Linked DNA regions of Mus musculus: region 2 is linked to region 1. Evidence: chromatin loops called from intact Hi-C (ENCODE). Cell type or tissue: left cerebral cortex. All regions are shown on one strand. Each heading gives the region's core, and the rest is flanking DNA. Links, peaks and the distances in the headings are about the cores only.

Region 1 (16,199 bases), core at 3,820-11,819:
ATGCATAAACTCACAGTAGCATCACCATATATAATTTCCTCTTGTAGCTTGGAAAGATGGTTCAGAGGATAAAGGACATTGCTGCCAAGAATGATGACATGAATTCAGTACCAAAACCCTACACAGCAGAAGGAGAGAACCAACTTCCAAAAGACATCCTCTGACCACCACATGAGCACCAGGCCCTCACACAAGTCTAAGTTCATATACACAATAAACAATAAAACATTAAGTAAAATTCTGCTCTATTGAATCACCAGTTACAGAGGAAAAACTATCTGAAAGAAAATTAAGAGTAATTGTTTGATGAGCTAAAACATTTTCATGAAAACCAAGACAAACAATGCCTTAAGGTGAGGAGATACTCTTCAGGCAAGCCCCCCCCCCGCCCCCCACGAGGAACAGCTAGCTACTAGATGAGGGAGCGTGTTTTCTTTTGAGGGCGCTCTCACTGGTAGGTTTCCAGTGCTCCAGCAGAGGCCCCAAGGTCATGCACACATGGGCCTGAACTACTGAGACTTAGTAAGCCATCAGAGAGAGGGTCAGGGGTAGGGAGAGGGAAGACAGACACAGACACAGACAGAGGGAGGAAGTTGGGAGGAGACAATTGGGGGACACAGAAAGATTAGAGGAAGAAAATAGGGATGGATATATATTTCACTGTATTCATGCATGAAATTCTCAAAAAGAAAAAAATTATAAATAAAAACAGTAACAGTGGTGATATTTTATACGGTGAGTTTTCACAAAAACCACATTTCATTTTCTAATACTAAAACCTGAGCTGTTTAATCGTGCTTTACATCCTACACTCAACACACCAGGCACTTTTCATCATCTCCTTTGGTGGTGGCTTCATGTAACCATGTTGCCTTGAGCGATATATATTGATGTGTGTGTGTGTGTGTGTGTGTGTGTGTGTGTGTGTGTGTGTGTGTGTGTGTTTAAACAGGCAGTAGAGTTTCCACTTATTCTATTAACATTTCCAAGGTCTTTGATTCCCTGTACGGATCTGACCATGAATCTTGGCTGTGGTCAGGTGCTCTGAGGTCAGTGTGCTACAGTTTGTCTGGTGTGCTCTGCCTGGGGCTTACTACTGTTATTTCATGATGCTGGTCCAGGGACTTGTACATGCTAACAACCACTGAGCAGCATCCCCACACCTGGATACTAAAAAAAAAAAAAAAATGAACTTAGCACTTCTATTAAAACAAAATGTTGCCATTAACGTTGTTTTGGTTTGGGGGTTTTGTTTTGTTTTGTTTTCACCTTTGATCAAAAGAAAAAGTTATACTATTACTAATACAGAATGTAAAAAAAGACATTCCTGGGATTAAAAGTGTAAGCTTTGTGAAATGTTACTTTATCTTTATGCATCCCACATTGTAAGAGATAAAATTCAGCCATAAAAAAAAATGAGAAAAGGAACAGAAATTAAATCTCCCTCCTTGGATGCAGGTTTTACTTTTGACATTTAGTGGGCAAGCCCACAATTAAGATGCAGGAAAAGTCAGTTTCGGAATGAACCTCAGGATGTGTTTGCCGATATGCCCTGGGGCCTGGGACCATCCAAGCATTGGGGGGGGGGGTGCAGGAGGGAAGGAGGAGGGAGAGGGCCCCTCCATCGGGCCCACAGCTCTGTGGCACCCCTGCACCTCTCAGGTGATCTCTCTTGAAGACAGATGAATAAACAAGTTTCATCTTAGAGCTGACTTCCCTCTCTGTGTAAACTTAAGGGGGTGTGGTGGAAGCTCTGCGACCTCATACAGGGAGAGGGGTCAATGGGACTCACTTAAGTAAAAACAAACAAACAAGCCAAAGGTAAGTGGTGCCAGAGAGAGCTAAAGACCCTTCTATCCTCGACCTGACAGGTGCGGGGGAGAGCTGTGGGGGGAAGGGAGTTCTTCACTGTCCGAACAGGCTGGAGCTGGGTTTGCTATGCCTCCGATAACATGACCTTCTGTATGTTTGGCTAGCATGGTCTTTGTTCCAGTGTCTTCCAGAAAAAAAAAAAAAAAGATATAAGCTGACATGAGTTCTCACCAAGAGGACTCGGCTCCCAGAGCATTGCCAACACTTTCCCTCACTGTCTCACACAGACTTTCCTCTGAGAGGAGGCACAAGGATTTGGGGTAACACAGTGACACACAAGAGTCACTAGGGCTGCTGTTACTTGGTGATCTATTCTCTGGCACTACTGAAGCACCAACTCATCCAAATGAATTTCCTAGGTCTCCACCTGTCTGGAGACAGTGAAATAACCTAACACGCTCTAAGGAAAGCCCAAGGGCCATTACCACTCCGATTCTTACCTTATTCCCCTTTAAAAACGGCTCCAGGAAGAAAAAGTGAGTAACACGTCGAACACTTGGGCTCTGCTCTAGCGTGCATGCGCAGAAATGTAACCATACGGAACTATGTCTCCTTCTGCTACTGGAAAACGAGAGTCACAGCAACAGAGTTTGCTTCGAAAATCCTTCAGTAAGCTTTCATTTGGGGTATTCAGAGTTAATAGTTACTGCTTACATGATCTGCTAAGACTCACACCAAGTATATAAGACTATCCCCACCTCTATTTTTATCTATAGCATTAAATAACATTTTAGTATTACATAATCCTGTTTACTGCCCTTCTTCTACTATCCCACCAGAACGTCCTCTCCCTCAAAATCGACTGTAGAGTACCCTGCCCAGAGCAGTGGCTGCCGCTGCCATCAGTCCGTTCACTAATCAGGACTGAATGACGATACTCACTCTAACCACTTCTTGCAGTTAGTGCTGTCTCCTCACAGTGTACTAACTGTCTCCACTGCATTAAGCAGTTAGCGGATATAAATTCTTTGTACCTCTTTGTTTTTCTTAATGGGCAACCTGGAGTGATTCCCTTTCACAGAGGAATAGCAAGACATCAGGAGTCTCCTTTCCAAAGACATGAGGTGGTGTGGCCAGTTTTATGAAGACATCAGATATCAGTGAGATGGCACAGTGGGCAGAGGTGCTGCCACCAAGCCCAGCCACCTGATTTCACCACCCACATGGTGGGAAAATGGAATTCTTCCTGTCTTTTGGCCTTCATACACACACCATGGCACAGGGGGTGAGGGGGTGAGGGTTTTTCACTGTCTGAACAGGCTGGAGCTGGGTTTGCTATCCCTTCAATAACATTTCTCATGCACACACACACACACACACACACACACACAGTCATGTGTGCAGGCACATATATGTGCAGCCAATCAATCAATCCATAGACAGACGATGCACCCATGAGGAGACATTATCCAAGCCTGAAGCTATCCTGCTACTTCTAGAAGGTAGGGTTAAACGAGATTCCTCATGGATGAAGGAGCAGGGGACTGGCTGAAAAACATGTACTTTCAAAGGGTGGTGGGTTTGTATATTAAAGGACATCCATTTATGTAAGTCATAATACTCCCAGGCCATTCTAGCAATTTCATGTCTATGGGTGGCTCCAGAAAACCTTTACTGGGGGAACCTTCACCCTGCAGCTCTCTGGGCTCATCAGTCTACATCACGATTCCAAGATTCACCTCGGAGGTAGCCAAGAGTCTTTCATTCAGGGATACAGACTTATGATTTCAACCACTCATCTGTGTGTGTGTGTGTGTGTGTGTGTGTGTGTGTGTGTGTGTGTGTGTGTGTGTGTGTGTGTGTGTGTGCATGTGCGTGTGTGTATTGTGTGGAAGGACAAAGGTCAACACCAGGAGTCTTCCTGAATGGCTCTTCATGTATTTTCTGAGACAGGATCCCTTACTGAAATTGGAAATCCCTCCCTGAATTTGGCTAAACTGGCTGGCCCATGAGCCCTAAGGATCCCCAGTGCTGGGATCAAAAGTGTACATCATCACCCCAGGCTTCTCAGTGCATGGTTTCTAGGGACTGACTGGTACTTGCACTGCAGGCATTTTATCCACTAAGTCATATATATTCTAGCCCCAGTGCTACTCCTCTGTTATTGCTACGCTTACTGATCCACAGTGTAATTGTCAGGGTAGACAGGGGATGGCGAGGTGCTCATGTGGAGGTCAGAGAACAACTTGCGGGAGTTGGTTCTCTCCTTCCACCTGTAGGTTCTGGAGGTTGAATAGATAGGCTTGTAGAAAGTGCCTTTCCCTTCTGTGTCATCTCACTATGCCCCCAGTGCTCATTCCTAACAAGACCTGTAACCCAGGATATACCCTCTGTCATAGACACACACTGACAATCTGAAAGCCGTTCACTGCACACATTCAAGTGGGTGCCCCATTTCTAGACTACTCACAATGTAACAACGCTGTGAATTAAAATTTATAGTAATCTTACAATTCTCTCATTAATAGTATATTTAAAACATTATATTCTGTCTTGTTAAATGTGACTATTTAAAGTATTTCACACTTTTCATTGCCCTGTGCTACACTTTCTTGACAGAGACCGGCTTTGGCTCCAGAGGGTACACTGAAGCAGGCAGCTGTTGGGGCTCAGTGCTTAGAGCTGCCGATGAGGGTGAATTCAGATACCTACAGGGGCTGCTGCCAAAGGCAGCTGGCGATTAGAGACGTTACCCAGCCGGGTTTCTCTGAGGGAACAGAGATTAATTTACTGGGGCTGGCACTCCTGTGGCCAGCATAAAAATTATGAACTCTTTTAACCCCTTGGGGCCAGAGAGAAAGAGAAGGAAAGAGAAAATTCACACCTGCACACACACATAAACACACACACACCTGCTGAGTGGATGAAACAAAAGCAGAGTTCAATAACTTCATACACACAAATATACATGCATGTCACACACACACACACACACACACACACACACACACGTATACAGACCTACAGATGGACATGTACACATTTTCACATAGAATGGTTAGAGCAATCAGGTTCCAAGCATTTTACACATGCATACATAAATACATACATACACACATACATACATACACATACACCATTGGTGTGTGGAGCAAGCTCCAATACACACTCAGACAAGCTTTACATGTATACATACGTACACACACCTGATGGATGGAAGGAACAGTGTTCCAACCCAGAAGACACACAAGCCTTATACATACACATAGTCAATGTATGCCCCACCCCTCATTCACACAAACCTTACACATGTACATACACACACACACACACACACACACACACACACACAGAGTTGATAGGTGGAAGGAACAGACACACAAACCTTACACATGTACATACATACATATACACACACACACACAGAGTTGATAGGTGGAAGGAACAGACACACAAACCTTACACATGTACATACACACACACACACACACACACACACACAGAGTTGATAGGTGGAAGGAACAGACACACAAGACACACAAACCTTACACATGTACTTACATACACACACACACACACACACACACACAGAGTTGATAGGTGGAAGGAACAGACACACAAACCTTACACATACACACATAGTTGGTGGATGGGTGAAACGGCTACACTATCCATTATTCTTTCTTATATATCCCAGCAAACTCTTTTAAGCAATATACAATTACAATGTGATTATGTTTTAGTTTTCTTCTAGTGAATGATTATGAAAAACCAGTGTGTTCCCCAATACCTTTACAGGAAATAACATTACATTGTACATGTAAAGAAAACAAATTATTTTCCAAACCCACAAACATTCCTAACCAAGTAACTTGTTTTAGATTAACAACATGTAAGCAAGCAAGGCAGTTTTCTCTGCCAGTTTCTCTTACTGGCAGGCAGCAATTTGCAGTTAAAAAGAAAAGAGTAATTATCATATTTATCTTTAAAAGTAATCTTGTAAGAATCATAAAAGAGCCAGAAATCTATGTTTTTATATAAAAATCAGTCATATCTACCTTAAATCTTCAGAATGCATATCTACTCATCAGCAACTCTTAATAAATCCTATCAGGAAGCTTGGGGCAAAAAAACTGGGTTTAAGAAATCCATCATCACCAGTCCAGCCTCAGTGCAAGTCATGTCGGCCAGCACTGCCATTGTTTTTGTTCCTGACCATAAAGGGTCCCTAGCTTAACTTAATGAGCATGTGCCTTTCTGAACTTCATATTGTTCCCTAAGAGTTGAGCCAGTAGTAAAAACATCTCAACCTAGCTTCACTAACAACTTTATCTTTCCAAATGTTTTCTAAGGGTGGTGGTGGTCACTGCTGACAATCTACATGTCAAAGTTCTTCTCCAGGCCGTGATAGAACCATAACCTGCTCCAGCAGCAATGCCAGAGAGAGATCAGGCATTAGCACTGTGAGTGCCAGAGGTACTGCCCAGCGAGGGACTGGAAGCCCCTTTGAATTTTCATATAATTCTTAGATTAAGAGGGATGTGAGGGCAGCAAACAGCAGAACTCCACAACAGCATGGCGTCCTCAAGGTACATGGTATTTGGGCTTTACCACACTGAGACCCACCCGTGAGGCTGTGGTAGCCTGTGGTTTGCATTCCCTGAGTTCTAAAGCCATCTGTCGTTCCTCCTGCATGGCTCTCGGTATTTTCTTCCATAAAAGGAATGGAAGTGAGACATATCGCTCCCAGCCTTTATGAGATCTTGGTGTGTCACCCCAGTGGCCACTGCATTCTCAGGCTATGTGTCTGTTTAACTGACATGATTGCTTCATCACTAGGATCTCAGAGTATCCTTAGCAGCATCAGTTAGGCGCTTGCTATAGGACTGTCGCTGCTCTCTGCCCTTCCTGTGGACAGTGGAGGCTTCTGCTTTTCTTTCAAGGATGAGAGCACACATATATCAGTGCATACACATAAAATAGGAGCCTCCATCTAATACCCTCAGGGCATGACCACACAAATCTATCCCACCCCATAGAAAATGGTCCATGAAGTTAAAAAGATTTCGCCAAGCTCATTTCTCAGCTGATCTCTGCTTTTCCTAGAAAGAAATTAAGAGTATGTTAATGACCCACGTTTAGCCTTTCATTCATTTAGTCAGTAAAACTAAATAAAGTATTGGTAAATCTTAATTAAATAAAGACATTTTGGACCTTGAATTAATGTGTTGCCATTAGAAATCCTGCCAGGTGATGATAGCTGATCTGCATGTCGCTTTACCACCATCTGCTGTTCACCATGACTACCTTTAAAACAGGACTTGCATTCTTATTTCTCTGACTCCATCTTCAGCAACACTGTGTGTGTCTGGGGTCTGATCTCACCACGATGTCCAGCACTGTCAGGAACCCGCGGCAAAGCTCCTCAGTTTACCAGTGTTCACAGGCCTGGGTTGGAGGGCCAGCTATCAGGTCAAATGCGTCTGGGAATTGCTGTGGGTTCCATGGAGGTCTTTGAGCCACGCCTTGCCTCAGTAGATCTAAGTTTCTGAGGAGCCCCTCAGAGAGGGGTCTGCTTTACCTTTATAGAACCCAGGGTCTTACAGCTGTGTTTCCCTGTGGAACTGTTTTTAAAATAGGAAATCTACCAGTGTTTCCCAAACAACAGTGTTTGGCGCTCTGGAGACGAAGGTCACAAGACAGACACCGAGATGGTTCTGAAAACTTACTGCTCTAAACGTCACAGTGGAACAAATGTCTGCAAGTTTTATGTGGTCTCTGCTTATACATAATGTGCCACCAGATTTGTGCCTTTTCTTATATAACCAGACAAGCAGAGGACAGCAAAACAGCTGTTGTCACCCTCACTTCAAAGAGGAGTCATTTCAGAGACTAAAAATTGATCCTGTCACCAGGCCCAGTAGCAGTCCCTAGCAGGGCTCTTCAGCTAGCACCCCTAACAGCTGAGGATTAGCTCATCCCCCCGGAATAGCACTGACAGGGCACGTCCCCAAAATCTCATATTTTACCTTAAAATCTCATGCAAGAAACTGACATATTTATGAAATGACAGATGTTCAGGCTTACTCATTGTGGCAGTATTTGCAATAACCAAAGATTTAAAACAGTCCAAAACGAACAGCAATAGGAATCTTCAATCTTCAATCTTACCATGGAACATACTACTTAACATATCTACTTTAAAAAGAAGAATGGGAGAATGGGGTGTTCCCCATGTACAACATGGACAGACGTCCTAGATGTTTTGACATATGAAAAGAACCAAATACAAATATGCAATATGCTAGAAATTATCATAAGGGAGAAATGGAAAATAAGACCCCGTATTCTGAAGCTGTTCATGCATATATGAATCAGTTCTGGGAGCATCCATATTCATAAATTCCTTTTTTCTTTTTAGATTTGGTTTGAGTCTTGTTTTGTTTTGAGACAGGCCAATCAGGCTGACCTGCAATCTACCTGCTCCAACCTCCAAAACACTACAGTTAGAAGTGTGCACTGTGTGTGTGTTTGTGTGTGTGTGTGAATTGTGTATTGTGTGTGTTTGCATGTGGAATAGACAGACAGACACACAGAGACACTGAAAGAGACAGAGACAGATGGATAAGCAGAGACAGAAAGATAGACAGACAGAGACAGAAACGGAGAAGGGGGAGGACCGACCTAGGGCGTCAGCATGAGATCTGGTCTAGCCCCAGCCCTATGAGCCAGGCTTGCTGAGATGCTTCCAGTGGAGTTACAGACTCTCCTGAATCTGGGCCTCCAAACTCTGGCCCTCTTACTTACTTGCTTCAAGCACGTATCCACTGAGCCATCTCTCCATTCTCTCGCTCAGGAAACTCCCAATAGCAGCTCTGTGGTGGCGGGAATGTGTGCAAATTTGAGAAATGGAGGATGGGAATGAGGTGAGGGGTTTTGTTTTGTTTTGTTTTGTTTTGTTTTGTTGTTGTTGTTGTTTTTACAATCTACTTTTTATATGAACCATGAAGCTGTATAACCTATTAAAAATTAAATTTAAAAAACACACAAACTTTTACTCTGCTTCATGGCATATTCACATTTGCCTTAAAATAAACCTATGCTCTTTTAAATAGTATATCATTAACCTCATAAGGCCTGCATTCTGGAACACTGTATATGGTCTGGTGTGGAAGATACGCACTCAGAGCACTTTAAAGTAGGCCAGCACTCTCTAACACACTAGCTGTGAATACCTGCTTAAGGACTGCACAAGACTGGCTTAGGAAACATACTGTCACAGAGTATGGACGGGCTCACTAGGTACCCCCAGATCTATATACAGTTATCAGTCACTATAGGACAGAGAAGCACTTTCTTCAGTGGGGTGGTCACTGCTGAGCTAGTCACTGTGCTCTTAAAATAATCTCTTAGAAAGATGCTTATAAGAACTCTAATCAAATTGATTGGGTCATTAAAAAGAACAAAAGATATGAACACAGAAGGGGGATTGGAAAAGGTGGAAGACAGCGGGACTAAGAGGAGGGCAAGAGAGAGTAAAGAGGGCTCAATGTGATCAAAATACATTGTATGCATGAATGAAGTGTTATAATGAAACCCATTATTATTTTGCCTCAGAAATGACAGTTTATAGGCAACTTTAATATCTCTATGGAGTTCCTCAAAATGATTTCATAAACCAAAAGAGCTATAAATGTCTTCTATATTTCCTCAGACTAAGACTTTATTTGTAGGTGTAATGAGGCCAGAATTCAAAAGACAGACAGCGTGAGGACCAGAGGGGGGGGGGTTGGTGACTGTCACTTTAATGAATCCTGATTCCATCTCACAGGCTGTTCTCTTTGGAATCCCTTCAGAGAAATGAGCAGGCAGAGGGGCTGGCGAGGACATCAACTCGACCGCGGTATCTTGATTATTATCTCTTGGATATTCATAAGTGGCAGACAGATTCCACCTTTAGGTTTTAGTTCAGTTGTAATAATGAGTTATGAATAATTGATTGTCGTGTGATAAATTATTCAGGCAGGCACACAGTTTCTAAGGAATCCTGGAGGGAGTCTGCTTAATGGCTTAAGAGGAGCCAGAGGCAGCTGCTGAGGGGACACCCCTGCATCAGCCCTGGCTGCTGAGGTGGGGGTAGTTACAGTTAATGCCTCTCTCTGTGTGAGCCTCTCAAGGAGGAGCCATAGAAACACTTTCCGCATTTTCATGAAGTACAAATTCCCTCCGGGCACTTCTAGTGTAAGGAAGTATTAGCCCCAACCCCTTCCTCCATCAGAACCCTGGGCTTGGTATGAGCTCAGCACAGCTTTGCCAATGGAACTAGTAGCAAACTGAAAAACTACAGATTCAAGAAGGCAAGCACAGGCTCACATAGGTACATACACACAAACTCACATGCACACGTGTGTGCTTGCATAGACAGACACACAGACACATGCACACTGGTGCAGAACAATGCCAAAGTAAGCTTTACTGGAGGAAATTATCTATTGCTCTCGGTTTTCAGAACTCTTTCAGTATTTATTTATCCTTTCAATAAACTCAGCATTCAACTATTTTAAAGAAAGACCCTACTTAAAATTCAATAGGTTAAATTCAATCCATATTGAAGGACCAAATCCTTCATTCCATAAGTAATGCTGAATGTCTGTCACTAACCCATCTTCTAGTCTCTGTCTGTCTGTCTCTCCCCACCCCATGTGTGTGTGTGTGTGTGTGTGTGTGCGCGCGCGCGTGCAGGCACACTAGCCTGTGTCTGCACATGTAGAGCCCAGTGGTCAGCATTGGTGTCTTCCCTCATTGTCCTCCATCTTAATTTTGAGACAGGGTCTCTCACTGAACCTGGAACTGAGCACTTGGTCAGTGACACCCCTCCCCAATCCTTTGGCCTCTGCCTACAGATTACAGGCACATGCTGCAATGCCCTGCTTTGACCTGGGTGTTGGGGACCCACACTCAGATCCTTATATCTGCATAGCAAGCACTCCATCCACTGAGCCATCTCCCCGGCAGCGTTCATCATTCTCTTTTCTAAAACAACTCGGAAAATGCTACTGCTCACCAAAGCTCAACAACTGTGGCACTTACACCTCTAAGCAGCAATACAAAGAAAAAGCAGTTGATCACTGAATAGCAAATCAAATATAAGAGATAGGACTAGCTTTGTTTTGATATTCACAGCATACGCATTTGTAGTAGACCCAGGAGGTGGAACCCAGTGAAGGGAGAGAGTGGAGGACAGCTGGGCCACACATCTACAGGGGCAGGGATAACTAAGGGATCAGGTTTGAAAAGATTTCTACAAATAAAACTAATGAGAAAGGAGAAACATGGGCCAAAGTTTAATTAAAATGCTAAGTGACTAGCTCATGTGGGCAAAGCTAAGAAAACCTACTTCCAAAGACATTCTGATAAGAGACTCAAGATTCCGAAGCTCCCACTCTTCAAGACTCAGAAAAGTAGTGTGTTCATATGATAACAGTAACTACATCTCAGCCTTCCCTTCCCATGTGCTCAATAAAGGTCGTACTGAAGAAATTCTATCATTTCTCACTAAACTAAAAGCAGTAAGGTTAATTAGAATGACCTTAAGGCTAAAATAAAAAAATCATTTTAATTTACTAAATTTCATGATGATCCCCATTAGCGAATTGGACCAGCTGAACATTCTTGGGTGTTCAGAGTTTGGATTCTCAAATGGTAATTATTAAGGTAGTGCTGGTACACTCCATACCTGTGTTAAGTGTGTATGATTTCCCTACTCAAAACTTCACAAAACAAATTATATATATATAATTTCTTTGATTTTTAAAAAAAAGGTCTTTTGGTGAGAAAAATAAAAAACAACTTGAGCCAGCTAGACTCATAAGATTTTATTCTTGAATATTTTGCTTTCATCTTAAAATGTTCATTAACTGAGTGAAAAAACAACAAGAAAAAAATTTAATAGGCTTTACATACAAACCTCTCCTTTTTTTTTTTTTTTTTTAAATTTGGCTAGTCAAAAAGGACCAGCTACATCCTAAAGCTCTGCCTATCTCTGCCTTCCCCATGCTGCGGTGACAGGGACAAGCCATCGTGCTCACCGTACTTAGAGGGTTTGGGGGAATCATCCGAGTTTGTTTTTCTTTTTTAAAGATTTATTTATTATTATATGTAAGTACACTGTAGCTGTCTTCAGACAACACCAGAAGAGGGTGTCAGATCTCATTACTGACAGTTGTGAGCCACCATGTGGTTGCTGGGTTTTGAACTCGGGACCTTTGCAAGAACAGTCAGTGCTCTTAACCACTGAGCCATCTCTCCAGCCCCAAACAGAGTTTCTCATGCTTGCAAGACTGGTATTTTATCGACTGAGCATCCGCCCATCCCCTCCCCCATTTCATATATTTCAGTGAATGTTGGCAGAACCATTAAGTTCCCTACTCAAAACTTCACAAAACAAGCACACCGGGAGGCCAGATGGCATACAGAATTTAAACAGTCTGAAACTCTAAATAAATAGGAGGGGAGCTGAGAGGGTAGTGGAGAAAGGCAGAGAGCAGAGGAGTAGAGGAGTAGAGGCCAGCCATGAGCAGGTGGAGAGAGGGGGGAGGGGAATGGGGAGAGAAGACTTGGAGAGAGAGCAAGAAGGCAAGAGAGAGTGGAGGGGGCAAGCAGCCCCCTTTATAGTGAGTCAGGCACTCCTGGCTGTTGTCAGGTAACTGTGGAGCGGAGCCTAGACAAAATGCTAACATTAGTCTTCTGAATGTACTCTTTCACCATCAACAATGGTAAGAGTGTAATGCTGAAAGCAATCACTTGTTTTCCTTTCATAATAGTAACATCATTTTTAAGAAAGGGGTACTTGAGTGTTGTCTCTAAAACAAGCGTCTCCAGCCTCCTGCCACAGGCAAAAGAAACTCAGGACTCCCCTGGGTCCTACTCACCCTAAACCATTTTCTTGACTAGCTATCTCTGGTCTATAAACGCAGAAGGAAAGCAGGAGGTTTCTTCTATCTAAGATCTACACTAGAGTGGCTGAGGAAAGTCCTCTACCTTGCAAGACTGGCTTCCTTATCACCCTTGAAATAAAGGAAAATAATGGTCTGACTTTGTACTTTCGTCTCTTGTTCACTCCTTCCCAAACCCCGCGTACTGGAAGATGGCCACAGCTTAGCTTTGAGTCTTCTACAGTCCAAGTCTTCTACAGTCAAGGAACTGGCAAAGGCCACAGTTGAAGCCAAGTTCAAGTCTATCCTTACTAGATTTACCAAGGATGGAATTGCCCAGGACTTCATTCAGCATTTTAAAAATAATTTTAGCACATTTTCATAGTATAATTTATATAGGAGATTGGCATATTTGAAAAATGATCATTGCAAAATAAAATGGAAGAAAACTGTTTTGATAGCAGCAAGGCAATACGTAAAGAAACCCTGGATTCCTTCTAACTTGATTTCATGATTCTCCACTCCATAAACCACTATTAAATTAGCTCATCATCCCTAGTCTCCCTTCGCAGATCCCAGCTGCAGAGGACTGGCCATAACATTAAAATGATAGGTTTAATATGGCATATGGAATGAGCTCAAAGGTGAGCCATTAACCCCACTGATGAGCTCTTAGGATGACTCAAAAAAACAGTGAGCACATGTTAAAATGACTAATCTAACAGAAAAATCCACTAAGTTGTATTAGTAGGCACAATATATAAATGCTGGCTTTGCTGATGGCTGCTGGCCTGACTTGTTTTTTTTTCCATTGTTTATTAGGTATTTAGCTCATTTACATTTCCAATGCTATACCAAAAGTCCCCCATACCCACCCACCCCCACTCCCCTACCCACCCACTCCCCCTTTTCGGCCCTGGCGTTCCCCTGTACTGGGGCATATAAAGTTTGCATGTCCAATGGGCCTCTCTTTCCAGTGATGGCTGACTAGGCCATCTTTTGAGACATATGCAGCTAGAGTCAAGAGCTCCGGGGTACTGGTTAGTTCATAATGTTGTTCCACCTATAGGGTTGCACATCCGGCCTGACTTGTTATTCCCTCTTTCTCTCAGCCGCTCCTGTGCCCCACCCTCCCATCCCTTTCCCCACTTAAACCTCCTTTCCACTGGTCCGCCTTTCCCCTTCATATCACATGTTCTATTCCCGCCTCATGTTTTACCCTCTCCTTAGCAATGGTCTCTGTCTAGTTTCCTGGATGTTAAGTTAAACATACAAATCTAAAGAGTCATGCTAAGTTATGAGTGAGAACGTGATGTTTCTCTTTCTGGATCTGGGTTATGTCACAATAGTGTTTTCCAGCTGTGTCCAGTTACTCAAAATTTTCATAAATTCATTTTTCTTCACAGTTGAATAAAATTCCACTGTATATAGACACTATATTTTCCAACAGTTGATGGGCACCTAGGCTGTTTCTATATCCTAGTAAAGAAAATGGAGCAAGAATGAAAGTGGATAACATGCACACTAGGAAACAGACTCTGCCGGCTACATACCCAGGAGCAATATAGCTGGGTCATCTGGTAGCTGGTTTTCTAGGGTTGTTTGTTTGTTTGAGGAAAAAAACAATGATTTGCATAGTGGCATTGTATAAGCTTCATATATACTATGTGTATGTGAGTGTGAGTGAGAGAGAAAGAGACAGAGCCAGAGAGACAGAGTTTAATTGGAGTTACCATAACAGGGGATTATGTCCCTCCTAAAAACCAAAGGTTGCCAAATAAAAAGCCCAGTGACAGGAATGGGACACCGTCCCTGAAGTTGCTGGTCAGGAGTGTTGAGGAGACACCAGAACAATGAAGTCTATTGCCATTGTTCTTGGCTATCCAACAAAACTTAGTGTTCAGACCATATTGCAGACGACACAACACACATTGGTCACAGGCCATGGAGAAACCAAGCTGGTACTGAGCAGGAAGCTTCCCCCCTTGGAAGTCCCCTTGAGTCATGCAGGCTACTGGTGGGAAATGTCATTCACAGTCTTACAAGCTGTGAACATTAGGAGGTACAATAAAGACCTAGCAAAACACGTCCATGAATGCAACTGTGGTACAAAGTTTTAAAAGATAGCACTGCTTTCTGACTGGATGGAAGACCTGCCTTGCAGTAAGTCTGACCAAGAATCCATGGTTGGAACTACCCTCTAGATTTTTATCTCAGTTCCTATAGCAGAGTACTGCACTCAGAGTCCATGAGAGAGTCACTGTGCAAGGGACAGTGCTTTAACACAGAGACTCACACGTGGCCGAAGTACAGAGGATAACTGTCAGTGCAGTGTTGGGACATGTGTATCGTACCCTGACAAAGGTTCAAGAACCATCATGGAGGGGGCTTGGGAAGAATTTAAGAGCCATAGGCTGAGGAGGACCAGGGTGAAGACCAGGGTGAAGCAGTGTCTTATGGACATAACAGGAAAGCTGTACTCACTTGCAAAGCCACAGCAGCTGTGGGTGTCTGCAGAAGACTGTTCAAGATCAATTTAGTCAAGTGCAGTCATGAAGTTCTAGCCCTGCCTCCACTCCTAACTGACGAACTACTGACAGAGGCTTCTAGAGTAGGAAGAGCCAGTTTTGTTTTGTTTTTGTTTTTTTTTAAAGTGTGTTGAGCCCTGGTAGGCTGGCCACATTCCAGTGGACTGACTCCATATCCATGACTATCTGAGGAGCACAAACTGGACTCTCCGTGGGTCATGTTTAAAATAAGAGGGAATAAGAAGGGGAAGGTGGGCCTGGGACAGAGTCAGGAAGAGGAATGTGGGTGAGTATGATCAAAATACATTGTGTGGAATTCTTAAATAATTAATAAAATATAGTTCAAAAGAAAATTGACTTATATTGTAAAATTATGCCTTCTGGAAAGAATATCCACTTAAAATTGGATTTGTTAATATTGAACTACTAATATCAATGTACTAATCCTTTGAGAAGAAATAATGTCCTTTTTATGCACAGTGAAACATTATACAGAGAAGGGAGTAAGTTTTAGTTCACGCCTTACAAAATAAACATGTTTTCCTCCATCTCTTAATGTGTCATAAGTAAATTCAAAAACATTAAGTCCTTTCTAATTATAGCTGAGCCTCTTGGCAAATATAATCATAATTTATGTCTGAGTCTCAAATATCCACTGAGTGATGCAGAGTGCTTGCAACTTAGAGTGACTGCAGCAGAGGTCTTCATCAGCTTACACAGTTATGTCCCTGCAGAGAGGGTACACTAGCAGAGACAAGATAACCCCTCGCTAAGGAGCCTAACAGATACAACTAACAATCTTATATAAGAATAGAGCCTCCATAGCCAGCCAGAGGGGCTCATGTGATAGTAACTCAGCCCAGTGAGTTACTATGCAGTAATTTAAAACAGGGTGCTTTGCCTGCATGTAGATGTGTGATGTGTG
Region 2 (16,199 bases), core at 4,036-12,035, 300 kb before region 1:
GTAAATTCCCCAAACCTAGCTTGCTGTTGTCTTACAGTCTTGACGTAACATTTTATACAGAGCTAGGTTCCAGCGGGAGGTGCAAACCAAGACAGATAAAGAAATGTTCATTTGCAGTTTGGCTGGTATGGCCTTTTCTGGTTATTTAGATAAGAAGACTTGTTAGAACTCCAAAGTGCTGTCAAAAAGTAGTCAGAAATATTTTATACTCCATTCATTATGTAAATTCTAACTTTTCTCCCCAGTATTGGTAAAGGTTTTCAGGGCGTCATGAAAAGATGGGGATTTAAAGGCCAACCTGCTTCTCATGGTCAAACAAAGACCCACAGGAGACCTGGCGCTATCTCAACTGGGGTGAGTATAAATAGTGGCGCTCACTGAAGGAGGTGGGACTTGGGCTGGGGCTCGTTCTATAGCCCAGGTTAGCCCAGATCTTGCAGGACTCTGCTTAGCCTTGGGGGTCCTGGTAGCTGTCAGTCTTCCGTGGGCCTGGCCTCACCCATTTTTCTAGTGCATGAGTACCTGTGGGCAGCACTCTCTGTTCCTGTCTTCTCCGGTGTCCCATCTGAATTATTACAGCACCTGAAGGTGGCCACCACCTCACATACTAGTTTTGCTCTGAAGGAAGCAGTTGTTTCACATTGTCAAGGATAGCGTATAGGAAGGGGGAAGCCATTGACAGAAACAGAAGTAAACAGTACTGCACTAAGAATGCCTCTGCTGGTGGCTGAGGTCACACACTCCGTTCTCACAATAAAGCACATCACAGCTCCTGCCCCTCAGGTACTAAGTCCTCACTTACCAGATTGTGTTCCAAGTTGCTGAGTTTTTGTCACACTGTCTCCTGAGAGCTGAGGAGAGGTCTGTTCACAAGGCTGCCAGGAAATAGGGTCAGAATCCATGATGGGTGCCCGGAAGCATGCAGCCCTGATGAAGGTGGCAGCAGGACCTTGGGGAAACTGCAGGCATTGCCTTCCACACCGCAGAGCTGCTTCTGGCTTTGCCCTAAGTGTGTTCTCCCCAGGACAAGGCACGAGGTGCTCCTCCTTGTTACTTGGAATAGCAAACATGGATGCCCACAGGGGTTTGTGTAGGTTAAACTCATAGCTCTATTTAAACAAACAAACAACATTTTCTTAGAAGAGAAATGGGTGAGACCTTTAGGAAACAGTGGTGACTTGCAGCAGACTCAGGGTGTGTGTATTTCGTTCGTCCTTGCTAGTAGAAGGGCCGGGAAGATGCAGTGAGACTGCCTGCCTCCAGGTGATGGTGGGCAGGCTCAGTGGAAGATGCTCTTTGTATGCTGAAGTGTTTACCCCTGGAGCCTTGCTAATGGTTTACAATTTCAAAATAAAAACCTTTTGTTCATGTTTGAGGGGAGTAAATGCAACATGAAATATAATTAGGAAATGAGCTTGAGTGTTTCAGCTGACTGGCAGCCACACTGAAGAGGAGGGGAAGAGTAACTAAGTCAGGTATTTTAACATAGCTGCCTGGTTATCTACCGTGAGTGTAAGTGTAAACATGTACTCTTTGGGCTGGAGCAGTTGAGGGATTGCTGAGCAGCAGTGAGAATTCAGCACCTGAGTAACAATTCGGATGTCCAGCAAGTGCCCATGGCTCCAGCCCCAAGGGATGTTACACCACAAGTGTAGAGGCACGACACAGTACACACATGCACAGATACACAAGTAAGGAAAATCATACACAGCAAACACATACAAGTGTTACATTTAGATTTGCTTTTTGCACTGATGGCAGCAATTCATAAATAATTTTCTGTGAATTGTAGGATTGAGCAAAAAAAAATACATATATTGGTGATGGAAGCCTAGAATCTTGTTCCTCCGTTAGAGAATCCTGTGTCATCAGTCTGCTCCAGCCTTGTGTGTGTTTTCATGAGTGTGTCTGTCTGTCTGTCCGTCTGTTTCTTCACTTTGCCTGCTGCAGTGACCTACAGAAGTGCTCCAGTGCAGTGGGTATGCCTAGAGTGCAGGGTGTGGTCTAAGCATCCTGCCCCACAGACAGGAAGCCCTTCAGTGGTTAGCTTATTTAAAACTCCAGCACTGGAAGGACACAGTGAACCCAAGATGCCCTAGACAGGAAAACCAGGAAGTGCTTAGACATGGGAAGGAGACACAGACGCCTGCTTAAGGAGCTTCCCATTTAGCAGAGCTGAGACAATTGTGGCTTAGAGCTGAAAATTCATGGAGTACAGAAGCTGAGGCAAGAGAATCAAGAATTCAAGGCCAGCCTGAGCTATATATATAGCCTTCTCTCAGGAACAAGCAGTAACCCCTTACCCCCCAAAGAGAAAGGGGTTCCTGCTGATATAAGTGAATTGCATCCATGAGTATATAAGAAAGAGAACAAAATGGTTCCTGCCAGCTGGCTAATCCCTGTAGACAGAACAATGGCATCCTGCTGCCTGGTGACTGTCACAGATGATGAGTTCCGCCAGCATTGTCAGTGGATACAGATCAAATGGTGGAAGCTTGAGAGAAGCTGGACTTACATCCGCTTTCAAGTCAGATTGCAGATTAACCATCAAGAGAGAGTGCTAGCAGTAGAGGGGACCAGTATGCTTTATACATCCTTGGAATCAAAGTTACTGTAAATGTGAACTTTGTCTTTTGTTATTCAGGATATTGCCAGAGTCTGGCCTGGAACTAAAATGCCCGGGCGAATGGGAAACCAAAACAGGACAGTGTATGGACTGAAAGTAAGTCTGTAAAGTGCTAATGTAAGTTTACATGCAAAGGCCAGAGTGTGCACTGTGTGGTGTGTGTGTGTGTGTGTGTGTGTGTGTGTGTGTGTCCTGAACAAGGGTGCTTTTTAACTGTTAAAGGTGTAGGGCGTGGGGTTAAGTTGTAGATGTGGAATTAGAGTCATTCAAAAGAATGAAATGAGTTGTACTGTACTGGGCTTCTATATGCTTATACTTTCATTAAAACAACAAACATGCATGTATTTATATGTATATAGCTCAAAGCATAGAAAGAACAAAATAAGCTACCATAGCAACAACACCCGGAAATGGTCACTGATATTGTGTGTGATTTTTCCATTTTTATTCACACATAAAATGTATAGATTCTGTATATATGTTTTTTATAATTATATCAGGGTTCTGGCGGGGGGACACTATTTGGCTGAGTGGGTGGATGTGTGACTGAGTGGACAGTCTGATGGATCCATGAAAGGATGGTTCTAGGGTTCCCTTCTGGTTGTTATATGGATGCTGAGAAACCCACTGTGGGCTGCCTCCAGGCTGAGGCCCTGACTCACTCCAAAGCTCAGCCAGGAAGCCCAGTGATGGGAGTTCTCAGGCTGGAGCAGAAGTCCGGAGAAGACTAAAGCCCAAGCACGGGTGGACCCTGGGTCCTTGGTGCAGGGGGACTGGAGTTGAGGTGGCTGGGACAGACTTCCAGGACAGAGGGGACATACTTCTCTCAGCCGCTTTCGTTTACTCTGGGCCCCTGATGGGATGCGAGTCATCGACTGAGTAAAAGTCTACGCTGAGACTCCCTCACAGGCATACCAGCTCAGTCTCCTCAGCCCAGTCAGTCAACCCTGAAGTCAGTTACCAGATAAGTCGACGTCTCTTTCCCACCATTTCTATTTTACCTCTGTCACGGTGTTCTGGGTGGCATTTATTTTCTTACTGCCTTTATTTTATTTCATTTTTGACTATTACTTTGCAGTTGTGTGTTTGTTTTGCTGAGATGTTTTTAAAGGCAGTCTGCTTAGCCTGCTTACTTTAGAGATTAGATTCAGGCAGTTAGGAATTCCCAGTGGCTAGTGTAGAACAGTAATGGTAGCCACACTAGAGCTGACCGCACCTCCTTCTCAGTCAGCAGACTCCATGGAGCTGAGGGAGTCGCCAGCTGCCACACTCAGGAAGTGAGGTGCAGGTCCTCGCAAGTCACTAACACAGGGCCGAAAGCTTTCAGCCTCTGCTTGGCCTTCCATGCTGGTGTGGTCGACTGGAGAGCGCTTCCATCTCACTGTCTCCTCGTTCCTTGTTGCAGGTGTGGAGAGTGAACACCAAGCACAACATAATCTATGTCAATGGCTCTGTGCCTGGACATAAAAATTGCTTAGTAAAGGTATGTACGGCTGTCTGCTAAAGGTGCGTACAATTCTCCTCCTCGTTGCCCGGTCCTTTCCATGAATTCTCTCCGCTCGCTCGCTCGCTCGCTCGCTCTGTTCTGCAGCTTCTAAAGAAGCGCCTCTGCTGCCGCGTGCCCTGCCCCGGCTCTCTTTGTAGGAGCGTCTCAGAAACAACAAAAGCCGCGCTGGAAATAATACGCTGCACACTGGAGCCAGGAGTCCAGCAGTCTGTGGCAAAGAAGGCTTCAGGGAGGGGAGCCATTGCCCAGTGTCCCTCATCTGTCTTTCCAGAAATTTGGGGAAAGAATAAGAAGTGCTGAAGTGGAGGCCAGGGTCTTACTGACATGCCACTCAGTCACACCTGCCTCCCCAAACACCTGCTGTCCTTGTCAGAACTAAAGAGAAAGGGAAAAGGGAAATAAGACTAACGTGTAGACCAGATAGACTGAGGTAAAGCCTGGGCGCTTCCGAGGATCTGCCGTGTGAGTGGGCTCATAGCTGAGGTGAGCCCGTCGCTGATGCCCCAGCAGAAACAAATAGAGACCACAGTGTGAGCTGTATACTTACTACATTAGATGTGTTCATTTATACTGGGAACAGCATCAGAGCTTTGAGACGGGAAACCCTCAGGTATGGTGGATACATAAAAGTGATGAGAAGTCACTACTTGCATCCTATGTGACAATGTTTATCAGATTAGCACACAGTTTTCTTATAGGGTGTTTTCCTAGTTAAAGCTGAGCCTAAGGTTGGGCATTGGAGAAAACGGAATGTGATGGTTCCCTGGGCAGCGTCTTGGCCACTTCCCGATCAATTGTAATGAGGGGCATTAAAATAGAACTCTTTTTATATACTTAGTTGTTCCTAACAGCTGCTGACTAATTTTGACTAAATTATTTATTTCTCATTGTTAAAATGAACCAGCCCTATTTTATTGTTTATGTAAGTGTATTTTTTTTTCTCTGAATTGAGTCTACAGAAGCTTTGAGGATCCCAATATTATCCAAAACTAAAGTTCAGCATCTTGGATCTTATCAGCACCTCTGCTAAGGGACATCTGCTGTGAATCCAGACATAATCTGAAAGTTTTCAGGCCATAAAATGTTCTCAGAGCTTCTGTAAACACTTGTGGGTTTCTTTCTCTTGTTTTTGCTGAATGTCGTCATTCTGTCTTTAACTTCTCAGTTAGAATGCTCCTTGCCAAATATAAGCTACTTTCTTTAATAAAATTGTTATGTCCTTTTTTGTGTTGATAGACTTAAAACTAACAGAAATAGAGTAAATTCCATGTTTTTAAGCCTCAACCTCCAAAATTGTATTAGAGTGTAGAAAACAAAGTAACAAATCAGGCAAACAGAGCGCACAGCAGACTGGACGTTGCTAAGTGTTAACTGTATTTAGTGTCAGACCTTTATGTTTGAAAGATAAATATGCATACAAAAGATACTTGACATGTACTTCTAAACTATCCATCCTATTGGACAGTTAAATACATACTTACAGGTCACAGTAAAGTACACAGTGGTCAGCAGTGGCTTTATTCTCAGGGGCTAGCTGATTCAGTTGAGGAAAAACAATTAACCAAAATTCCTAGAATACAAAGAAATACAGCAGAAGAGCTGTTCGCCTCTGTGTGGAGTGGCTGCATTCATGCTCAGACGTGTAGAGCGGAGACTCTTTGTCGGAGGTCCCTTTACAGGCCAGCATTGGTAGCACATATGAATGAGAGGTTTTTCCTTATTCTCTCAGATCAAAGACTCTACACTGCCTGCATACAAGGATTCCTGCAAGAACCTGCCTTTCCCCACCTACTTTCCTGATGGAGATGAAGAAGAACTTCCAGAAGATTTGTTTGACGAGAGCGTGTGGCAGCCCAGTGAACCTTCCATCACCTTTGCCTGATGCCCGGGTGTGGCAGGACTCTGTGCTTCGTGCACTTTGATGAACCAGATCAGGAATGGGAATCGCATTCCCGCGGCTTAGTCATGAGAGCATGCTCTTGTTTTTATCAAAGGACACAAATGAGTCACTGAGCCCTCCCTTCAGCCTGGTTAGCAAGGTTACTGCATTAAACAAACAGTCGCATAGACTGAGTTTGTTAAAATTAACAATTTGTGAAGATCAAGACGCCTGTCATTTATAGGTGTCATTCTTTAGACATATTTCCCAGTCTAGGTTTGCGTTTGTTTTTATAAACTTTTATTAAAGATTTATCTCTCAATGTCTGGTTGTGAAACAGAACCTGGAGGAACTACATTGCTGCCTGTTGGATAAAAGAAACCATTTCTTAAAAATATAACATTCTTTTAGAGTTTAGAAACTTAATGGGAGGAGGACTTTTTTAAATCTAAATTATAGAAACCTACGTGTTAAAATGAGGACTTAGTGGATACAGAGCCCAGCATAGCCTGCTGTCTGTGGAGCAGCCACTGCTGGGCTCTGCTGCTGAGCATGGGGGGACATATGGGCAATTCACTTCTCAGAACTTGGCTCCTGACTTGAGCGTGAGCCTGACATGCCACTTCTGTTTTCTCTTGAAATCAGGGATCATATTGTAACCAAACTGCATTCCAATTAGCCATTTGTACCAACACTGGTGCAGGTTATTAACTGTAAAATGGGGCTAGTACTGAGCCTTGAGTAATTGTGTAAGCCTCGGAAAGGCCAGCTATTAGCCAGCATGGTACACACCTTATCCCAGCCCTAGAGAAGCTGAGGAAGGTAGTGGATTTGAATTCAAGGCCAGCTGGAGCTATACAACCAGACTGTCTAATAATAAAACATAAGGGGAACCAACCGGTCAAGGGTACTAGCTTAGTTAGACTAACTATGAGCCGTCACCTTTTAGATCGATAGAACCTCTATCCTCCCTGTTAGAGCAGCCAAAGCTGGAATCTAAGGTGGATCAGCCTGTCTCCATGATAGCTCTGGCTTTACTGGATAATACCAGTTGTCATGGCCTGAACTCTGAGAACATTTCTCCCTGGACAGGGAAGGGAACTTAGATGTCAGTAGTAGTTGGCTTTAATTTATTTAATTTGTTTGTTTATAGTTTATTATATTTATTTTATTTATTTAAGGCCTTTAAGTACTGAGGTGTAGATGAAGGGTAGCCTATGGGAATGGCATTTACAACTGTCACAGGTTAGGTTGAATGGCATCGGACAATGTCTCAGTATGTGGTGGGGATGCAGATGCAGCTATGGCCAAATGTTTTCTTTGGTGTTAGGAGTGTTAGAATTTACAGTCACACAGGAGCCAAGTCAGCACAGAGGGTCTCATCCACAAACTCTACCAGTCTGGGTGGTCAAAAGAGCTCCTCTTTGAAAAAGAATATCAGTCACAGTGAGAGCATCTCTTGGTCGCACGAATGCTATACCTTCCTGATTGCAATGGGAGGCACTGCCAGCCGTGTCAGCAGAAGCCAGTGTGGGAGGAAAAGCTGGGCAGAGGCTACTGACTGCATCATTGTCTGAGCCTCTGAAATAATGCTATGGAAGCAATCCTAACACATGGCTCGTCACTGTCACAGTAGAAATGTAGCATCAGCCCAGTGACATTGTCTCCTAGTCTAAAGCACACTGGGTGTGGTGCCACCTAATCAGATTTTCCTTGGGAGGAGGATGTTAAAAATGTGTTTTGTCACCTGCTTTGCTGAAGTGTCACTACTTTTGAAGACTGCTAGGACAGGAAATGCATCAGGAGGGGTGGACTTACATTGCCTATCCTGTTTTGATAATAGATCAGTGGGAAAAAACTCTGTGAAGAGGTGGCATGTGTTGCTGCTACCTACTGAGCTAAACTTCTGAACTAAGAAAGGATTTGGAGACACAAAAGTAGGTCACCATACTATAAGGCTGAAGTAAGCAGGCACCTTCAGTGGCTCCATACTCATTTGTCATCATGGCTACCTGTTCTCTATAGATGAAATCTCCCTCATGAGAGACTACCTGACTAGCCACAGATTAGTTGCTTCTGCTTTGGGGAATTTCCATTAATTTTCCATCTGCTGTAAGGCCTCTTCCATGACCAATAGATGACAGTGGTCACTCAGTGTGGGCTGCCCCAGACAGCTGGCATGTGCCATTCACGTTCTATCTCCACAGCTGCCTAGGATTCCCTGAAGGGAGAAGACTTGTCCTTGCTGTCTTAGCTGAGTCCTAGCCTTCGCCTTCCACTTTTCTGCTTCTAAATATGGTTAAAAGTCCATGCCACATATTTCTCGTTCTTTGTAGATTAATGAGGTGGTCAGTTCAAGTTAGATGGCCAGTTTAATCATAATGAGTCCATACCACCATAAAAGGTAAGAAATGAACTCACCTGGCCACAGTGCCCTGGTGTGGGACGGCCGCGATTGCTCATCTTGGCATCTGAAGAAGAGAATGAAATTGACAGTTGTGGTCTTGATTTCTCTAGCTAAAACAGACTTCATGTGGTCCTGAGGTATGTTTCAGCATTTAGACGGTTTGTTGTTTTAAGGAGAAAGAGGATCCATCAGTTCTGTTCTGACTATAACACATCCATCAGTTCTGCTTTGTCTGCAAAAGAGTTAACTAAATACTGCGTCATAATCCTGGTAGAAATGTGTAGTGGCTGTGTCAGAGATGAATAGTAATAAATGGCTTTTGCAAGTGCCCAACATAAATTGCCTCATCAAAGATGGTGTCCTGTTTACATGATGAAGCTAAGATGACATCAGGCATTCTAGTTGACTATTCATCTCTTCTGCCAGCTGCAGGAGCATTGAATCTGATGTGTTCCCAGACTGGCATGCTCACCCCTCAGGAAGTGTCACAAAGTAGTAACAGCAGCCAGCCTGCTGCTAAAATACCTCCACCTCCACCATCAGGTTTAGGACAAAGGTGAGGATACCAACAGAAAAAATGGATGTTTAGAAAATCAAACCAAGGCTAAAGAAGTGGTCAAAGAAAAGATTCTATTCCAGAAAAGGAAAAGAGGTGTTCTATAAAAACTTAAAACTTGCCACATGTTAGGGGAGTAGGGGGGCAGCACCTCCTTGCTTGTGTGGTTCATTTCACTAACCAGCTAACTATGGAGTGAGGGTACCTCAGATGCTTGGCCATCGCACAGTTGACTTAATGGCCCCAAACCCCCTTTAGATACCTTTGTCCCCGAGAGGGAAGGTCCAGGTTCTGTGGTTCACAATGAAAACCAGAATGCTCAGGAAGGGACACTGGGCATTGCTTACGGAGGCAAGCAAGCCTCATGTCACCTAGCTTGTCAGTTCTCTATTCTGGTCCCAAGTTAAAACTTACAGAGCTTTGAAAAACTCAGTTCCATGTTTTCAGATTCTTAGTGAGAGGGGAGGGCCTAAAACTGCCTTTTAGAAGCTCTCCCAGATGACACCAGTTTATAGCCAAAGGCACTGGCCCAAATCAACATGCTCTATTTTATAGATAGTCATAGTATTTATAAAACACAGGGCAGTTAACTGGGAGAGTCCACTTAAGTAAATTTACCTAGAGAAACCATTGTAAAAATGTAACAATAACTGTCCTATGTGTACATGCTATTGCATACATTGAAAATTTCTTCTAGGAGGAACTGTGATCATATCTCACAAAAAAAAGAGAGGGTTTTGTTTTATTGTTTTAGAAATATATTGTCCATTTCGATTGCTCAGAGTTCCAAAGTGGTGTTATCTGTGTTTGCTGTTTTACTGATTCTTGTAGCATGCTTGCACCGAGTATAACAAGCTTAGAAAAACACTTAGGAAAAACAGAATATAGATTTGTTTTTTTCCTGTTATAATTCTGCTTCTCTTTCTGCAAACTGGAACAGAGCATGGCTGCTGTCTTCTTTCTGTGGCCCAATACCTTAGTACAGTTTTAGAAGAGCTGTACAGAGAAGGAGAATCGCAGTGTGGACTGAAGATAGACAGTCAATGGGCTGTCCCACCCAGGCTACCTCACCCACTCCCAGCCCCAAAGAAACAAAGAGCTTGGCTTTCTCTTGAGCAGCCACATCGTCAGATGCTTTACGGTCTCATGCAGTCTTCTCCAACACTGGCAAGCAGGTTTTTGCTTTGAGGTAGAGTCTGGCTATACATGGATCCCAGGTTCACCTCAAACTCCTGGCAGTCCTACCTCCCACCCCCGGCATCCACAGTGCAGGGGTCACAGCCACGCATGTGCAGTCATCTCAGCTTCACAGGTAAGCACGCTGAGACGTAGAGGCTATGTAGTGAGTGGCTACTCCGTGAACTGCCTTGGAAACCTACTCTACTCCAACTCATTCACCCTGGGCAGACTCTGGCTTGTAGTCCCCGAATCCGGTGACCAGACACTGAAGGAGGCCTTCCTCTGGAGGAGATAGACATTCTCTCCCCGTTGCTGTGCCTGTAAACATGGCTAAGCAACATTATCCGGGAGGCAGCCTTTCCCAGAAGGAAGAAGCAACCCCAGGCAATAAAACACTGTGCAACTTTCTTTAAGAAAACACATCCTGAGGTCCAAGAATATCAAAGCAGTCCTAACAGCTAAAATTGCTAAGCCTTCTTTCCTAAAGGCAAAGGCTGAGTCATGACCACTTCAGCAAAGAACTCATGAAGCTTCATAGAAACAATGTCCCAGTTTTATGTCTACCTGGTGAGGAACACTGGACAGGCAGACCCAGGAAGAATGAAGAGTTGGTTTCTCCCATTTAGTTGGTGGACTGAGTGGGTTTATGTGCAGCATCAAATTCAAGTCTTCCACATCTCTCACCACCGGGCAACAACGTGTCTTGACTTTTCAGGCACTCTGTGGTGAGGATAACTCCATTTCTTCACCGCTGCTCTCTGCGGAGCTATTGCCAGGTCAAAGCATGTGCCATCTCTGTTATACCCTGAGCTTTTGAGTTGCTTAGTCTATGTTGAGGCGAGGATGTGTTGTCTCAGGGAACCCACTGAAGGAGTAAATAAAGAATCTTGAAAAGAGCTAGGTGTGGTGACACACGCCTTTAATCCAAGCAATTGGGAGGCAGAGGCAGGTGGATCTCTGAATTTGAGATCAGCCTGGTCTACATAGTGAGTTCTATAACAGGACAGCCTATGGAGATATTCTGTCTAAAATAAAACTAAGAATTTTTTTAAATGTTTTAAAAATCCTTGAAAAAGTTATTATGAAGCAAGTATTCATTTTGATTTTTAAACTTTTTTTTATTTTTAAAATTGATCAAAAAACCCAGGATGGTGAAAACAATTCTCAACAATAAAAGAACTTCTGGGGGAATCAGCATTCCTGATCTCAAGCTGTACTACAGAACAATAGATTTAAAAACCACACGGTATTGGTACAGAGACAGACAAGTCAATCAATGGAGTAGAATTGAAGACCCAGAAATAAACCCACACACCTATGGACACTTGATCCTTGACAAAGAAGCCAAAACCATACAGTGGGAAAAAAGAGAGCATTCTCAACAAATGGTGCTGGTTCAACTGGCAGTCTGCATGTAGAAGAATGCAAATTGGTCCATTTTTGTTTCCTTGTACAAAGATCAAGTCTAAGTGGATCAAGGACCTCAACATAAAACAAAATACACTGAATCGAATAAAAGAGAAAGTGGGGAATAGCCTTAAACACATTGGCATAAGGGAAATTGTCCTGAACAGAGCAGGCTATAAGATCAACAATTGACAAATGGGACTTCATGAAACTGAAAAGCTTCCGTAAGGCAAAGGACACTGGCAATAGGACAAAATGGCAGCCTATAGGTTGGGAAAAGATCTTCACTAACCCTACATTCTATAAAATACGTGAAGAACTCAAGAAGTTAGACTCCAAAAAACCAAATAACCCAATTAAAAATTAGGTACAGAGTGAAACAAAGAATTCTCAACTGAGGAATACCGAATGGCTGAGAAGCACCTAAAAAAAATGTTCAGCATCCTTAGTCATCAGGCAAATGCAAATCAAAACAACCTTGAGATTCCACCTCTCACCAGTCAGAATGGCTAAGATCATACTGACAGAAGCCTGTTATAGCTGTCTCTGGAGAGGCTCCATCAGTTCCTGACAAATACAGAAGTTGATCCTCGCAGCGTAACATTGGACTGAGCACAGGATCCCCAATGGAGGAACTGGGGGAAGGACCCAAGGAGTTGAAAGGGTTAGCAGCCCCATAGAAGGGACAACAATATGAACTAACCAGTATCCCCAGAGCTCCCAGGGACTAAATCACCAACCAAAGAGTATACATGGTGGGACTCATGGCTCCAGCTGCATGTGTAGCAGAGGATGCCCTAGTCGGACATCAACGGGAGGAGAGGCCCTTGGTCCTGTGAAGGCGCTATGCCCCAGTGTAGGGGAATGCCAGAGCCAGAAAGTGGGTGGGTTGGGGAGCAGGGGAAGGGGTAGGGGATAGGAGATTTTTGGAGGGGAAACCAGGAAAGGGGATAACATTTGAAATGTAAATAAAGTAAATATCTAATTGGAAAAAAAAGAAATGTTCAACATCCTTAGTCATCAGGGAGGTGCAAATCAAAATGTCCCTGAGATTGTACCTTATACCAGTCAGAGTAGCTAAGATCAAAAATTCAGGTGACAGCAGATGCTGGTGAGGATGTGGTGAAAGAGGAACATTCCTCCATTACTGATGGGATTGCAAATTGGCACAACCACTCTGGAAATCAATCTGGTGGCTTCCTCAGAAAATTGGAAATAGTTCTACCTGAAGACCCAGCTATACCACTCTTGAGCATATACTCAAAATATATTCTACCATATCACAGGGACACATGCTCTAATATGTTTTAGCAGCTGTATTCTTAATAGCCAGAAACTAGAAGCAAATCAGATGTCTCTCAACTGAAAATGTGGCACATTTACACAATGGAATATTATTCATCTATTAAAAATGAGGACATCATGAATTTTGCAGGTAAATAGATGTAACTAGAAAATATCCTGAGTGAAGTAACCGAGACCCAAAAAGACATGCTTGGTATGTACTCACTGATAAGAGGGTATTAGCCAAAAAGTACAGAATACTTAGAATACAGCCCACAGACCATAAGGAGTTTATAAAGAAGGAAGGCCCAGGTGAGGATGCTTCAATCCCACTTAGAAGGGGGAACAAAATAGTCACAGGGGGCAGAGAGAGGAAGGCACCTTGGTAGAAGAGGGGTGGGGGAGAGTAAAAGAGGGAGTAAGATCAGGTGTGGAGGGAAACAAGAAAGCAGCTCAGAGGGCCAGGAGAATAAATGGAAATATGCAGCTGCCGGGATGGGGGACAGAGGAAACCTCTAGAAAATTCCAGAGTCCTGGGATGTGGAGGCTCCCAGGACTCAATGGGGATGACCTTAGCCAAAATGTCCAATAGTGGAGAGATAGAACCTGAAGAGGCCACCTCCAGTAGATAGATAGGGCTCCCAGTGGGATGGGGTCACCAACCCAGCTTTAGAATTTTTGACAAAGAATTGTTCCTATCTAAAATAAATACAGGGACAAAAATGGATCAGAGATTGAAGGAAAGGCCATACAGTCACCAGCCTAACTTGGGATCCATCCCATGGGTGGGTGCCAAACCCTGACACTATTACTGATGCTATGTTGTGCTTGCAGACAGGGGCCTAGCATGGCTGTCCTCTAAGAGGCTCTACCAGTAGCTAATTGACACAGATGCAGATACTTATAGCCAGCCACTGGACTGAGGTCAGGGACCCCTATGGAAGAGTTAGGGGAAGGATTGAAGGAGCTGAAGGGGATGGCAACCTCATAGAAAGACCAACAGTGTCAACTAACCTGGACTCATGGGAGCTCCCAGAGACTAAGCCACTAACCAAAGAGCATATGTGGGCTGGTCTGTGGCCCCTGGTACATTTGTAGTAGAGGACTTGTCTGGTGTCAGAGGGAGAGGATGTGCCTAATTCTGTAGAGACTTGATGCCCCAGGGAAGAGGGATGGCAGGGGGTGAGGTGAGGTGCGGGTGTGTGGGTGGGGGAGCAGCCCTCAGAAGCAAAGGGGAGGAGAAAGGGGATGAAAAACTCTGGGAGAGGTAGCTTTGAGGGGGACAACATTTGGAATGTAAATTTTAAAAAGTTATCAAGCAAAGGATACAAATTAAATTTGTGCCATGGGAAAATTAAACTCATGTTTTTACCTTGACACAAAGAAATATGATTGTTTTAGATTGAAAACCTTTCTCTTGCCTTCCGCTCGACTCGAGACTCGAGTCCCGGGCTACCTTGCCAGCAGAGTCTTGCCCAACACCCGCAAGGGCCCACACGGGACTCCCCACGGGATCCTAAGACCTCTGGTGAGTGAAACACAGCGCCTGCCCCAATCCAATCGCGCGGAACCTGAGACTGCGGTACATAGGGAAGCAGGCTACCAGGGCCTGATCTGGGGCACAAGTCCCTTCTGCTCGAATCGAGCCCCGGGCTACCTTGCCAGCTGAGTCACCTGACACCCGCAAGGGCCCACACAGGATTCCACACGAGATCCTAAGACCTCTAGTGAGTGGAACACAACTTCTGCCAGGAGTCTGGTTCGAACACCAGATATCTGGGTACCTGCCTTGCAAGAAGAGAGCTTGCCTGCAGAGAATACTCTGCCCACTGAAACTAAGGAGAGTGCTACCCTCCAGGTCTGCTTATAGAGGCTAACAGAGTCACCTGAAGAACAAGCTCTTAACAGTGACAACTAAAACAGCTAGCTTCAGAGATTACCAGATGGCGAAAGGCAAACGTAAGAATCCTACTAACAGAAATCAAGACCACTCACCATCATCAGAACGCAGCACTCCCACCCCACCTAGTCCCGGGCACCCCAACACAACCGAAAATCTAGACCCAGATTTAAAAACATTTCTCATGATGATGATAGAGGACATCAAGAAGGACTTTCATAAGTCACTTAAAGAATTACAGGAGAGCACTGCTAAAGAGTTACAGGCCCTTAACGAAAAGCAGGAAAACACAGCCAAACAGGTAGAAATCATTAAAGAAAAACAGGAAAACACATCCAAACAGGTGATGGAAATGAACAAAACCATACTAGAACTAAAAGGGGAAGTAGACACAATAAAGAAAACCCAAAGCGAGGCAACGCTGGAGATAGAAACCCTAGGAAAGAGATCTGGAACCATAGATGCGAGCATCAGCAACAGAATACAAGAAATGGAAGAGAGAATTTCAGGTGCAGAAGATTCCATAGAGAACATCGACACAACAGTCAAAGAAAATACAAAATGCAAAAGGATCCTAACTCAAAACATCCAGGTAATCCAGGACACAATGAGAAGACCAAACCTACGGATAATAGGAATTGATGAGAATGAAGATTTTCAACTTAAAGGGCCAGCTAATATCTTCAACAAAATAATAGAAGAAAACTTCCCAAACATAAAAAAAGAGATGCCCATGATCATACAAGAAGCCTACAGAACTCCAAATAGACTGGACCAGAAAAGAAATTCCTCCCGACACATAATAATCAGAACAACAAATGCACTAAATAAAGATAGAATATTAAAAGCAGTAAGGGAGAAAGGTCAAGTAACATATAAAGGAAGGCCTATCAGAATTACACCAGACTTTTCACCAGAGACTATGAAAGCCAGAAGCGCCTGGACAGATGTTATACAGACACTAAGAGAACACAAATGCCAGCCCAGGCTACTATACCCGGCCAAACTCTCAATTACCATAGATGGAGAAACCAAAGTATTCCACGACAAAACCAAATTCACACAATATCTTTCCACGAATCCAGCCCTTCAAAGGATAATAACAGAAAAGAAGCAATACAAGGACGGAAATCACGCCCTAGAACAAGCAAGAAAGTAATCCTTCAACAAACCAAAAAGAAGACAGCCACAAGAACAGAATGCCAACTCTAACAACAAAAATAAAAGGGAGCAACAATTACTTTTCCTTAATATCTCTTAATATCAATGGACTCAATTCCCCAATAAAAAGACATAGACTAACAGACTGGCTACACAAACAGGACCCAACATTCTGCTGCTTACAGGAAACCCATCTCAGGGAAAAAGACAGACACTACCTCAGAGTGAAAGGCTGGAAAACAATTTTCCAAGCAAATGGACTGAAGAAACAAGCTGGAGTAGCCATTTTAAAA

Evidence for each region. Peaks named below come from ENCODE experiments on the same cell type or tissue, not always from the same donor. Only the 100,000 strongest peaks of a DNase experiment are listed, where the experiment ranks them.
Region 2: it touches region 1 in a loop (2.9-fold over the local background); 13 of 42 quality-filtered maps call a loop at or near these places.

Annotation. Positions count from the first base shown.
Region 1 is chr9:105,370,063-105,386,261 of GRCm38, forward strand. The region is part of intron 2 of Nek11 (NIMA (never in mitosis gene a)-related expressed kinase 11); the gene reads right to left. Among named protein-coding and RNA genes, the nearest start is that of Nek11, 17 kb to the right of the region's middle. In left cerebral cortex, for the core only: a CTCF peak has its summit at 7,095 (motif pointing left); DNase peaks (open chromatin) are centred at 6,506, 7,107 and 7,713.
Region 2 is chr9:105,071,131-105,087,329 of GRCm38, forward strand. Mrpl3 (mitochondrial ribosomal protein L3) reads left to right here. Exons shown (of 10, transcript NM_053159.4): 7 at 246-354; 8 at 2,645-2,722; 9 at 4,032-4,109; 10 at 5,863-6,336. The coding sequence ends at 6,015. Among named protein-coding and RNA genes, the nearest start is that of Mrpl3, 26 kb to the left of the region's middle. In left cerebral cortex, for the core only: no CTCF peak of the experiment used is centred there; DNase peaks (open chromatin) are centred at 7,558 and 8,814.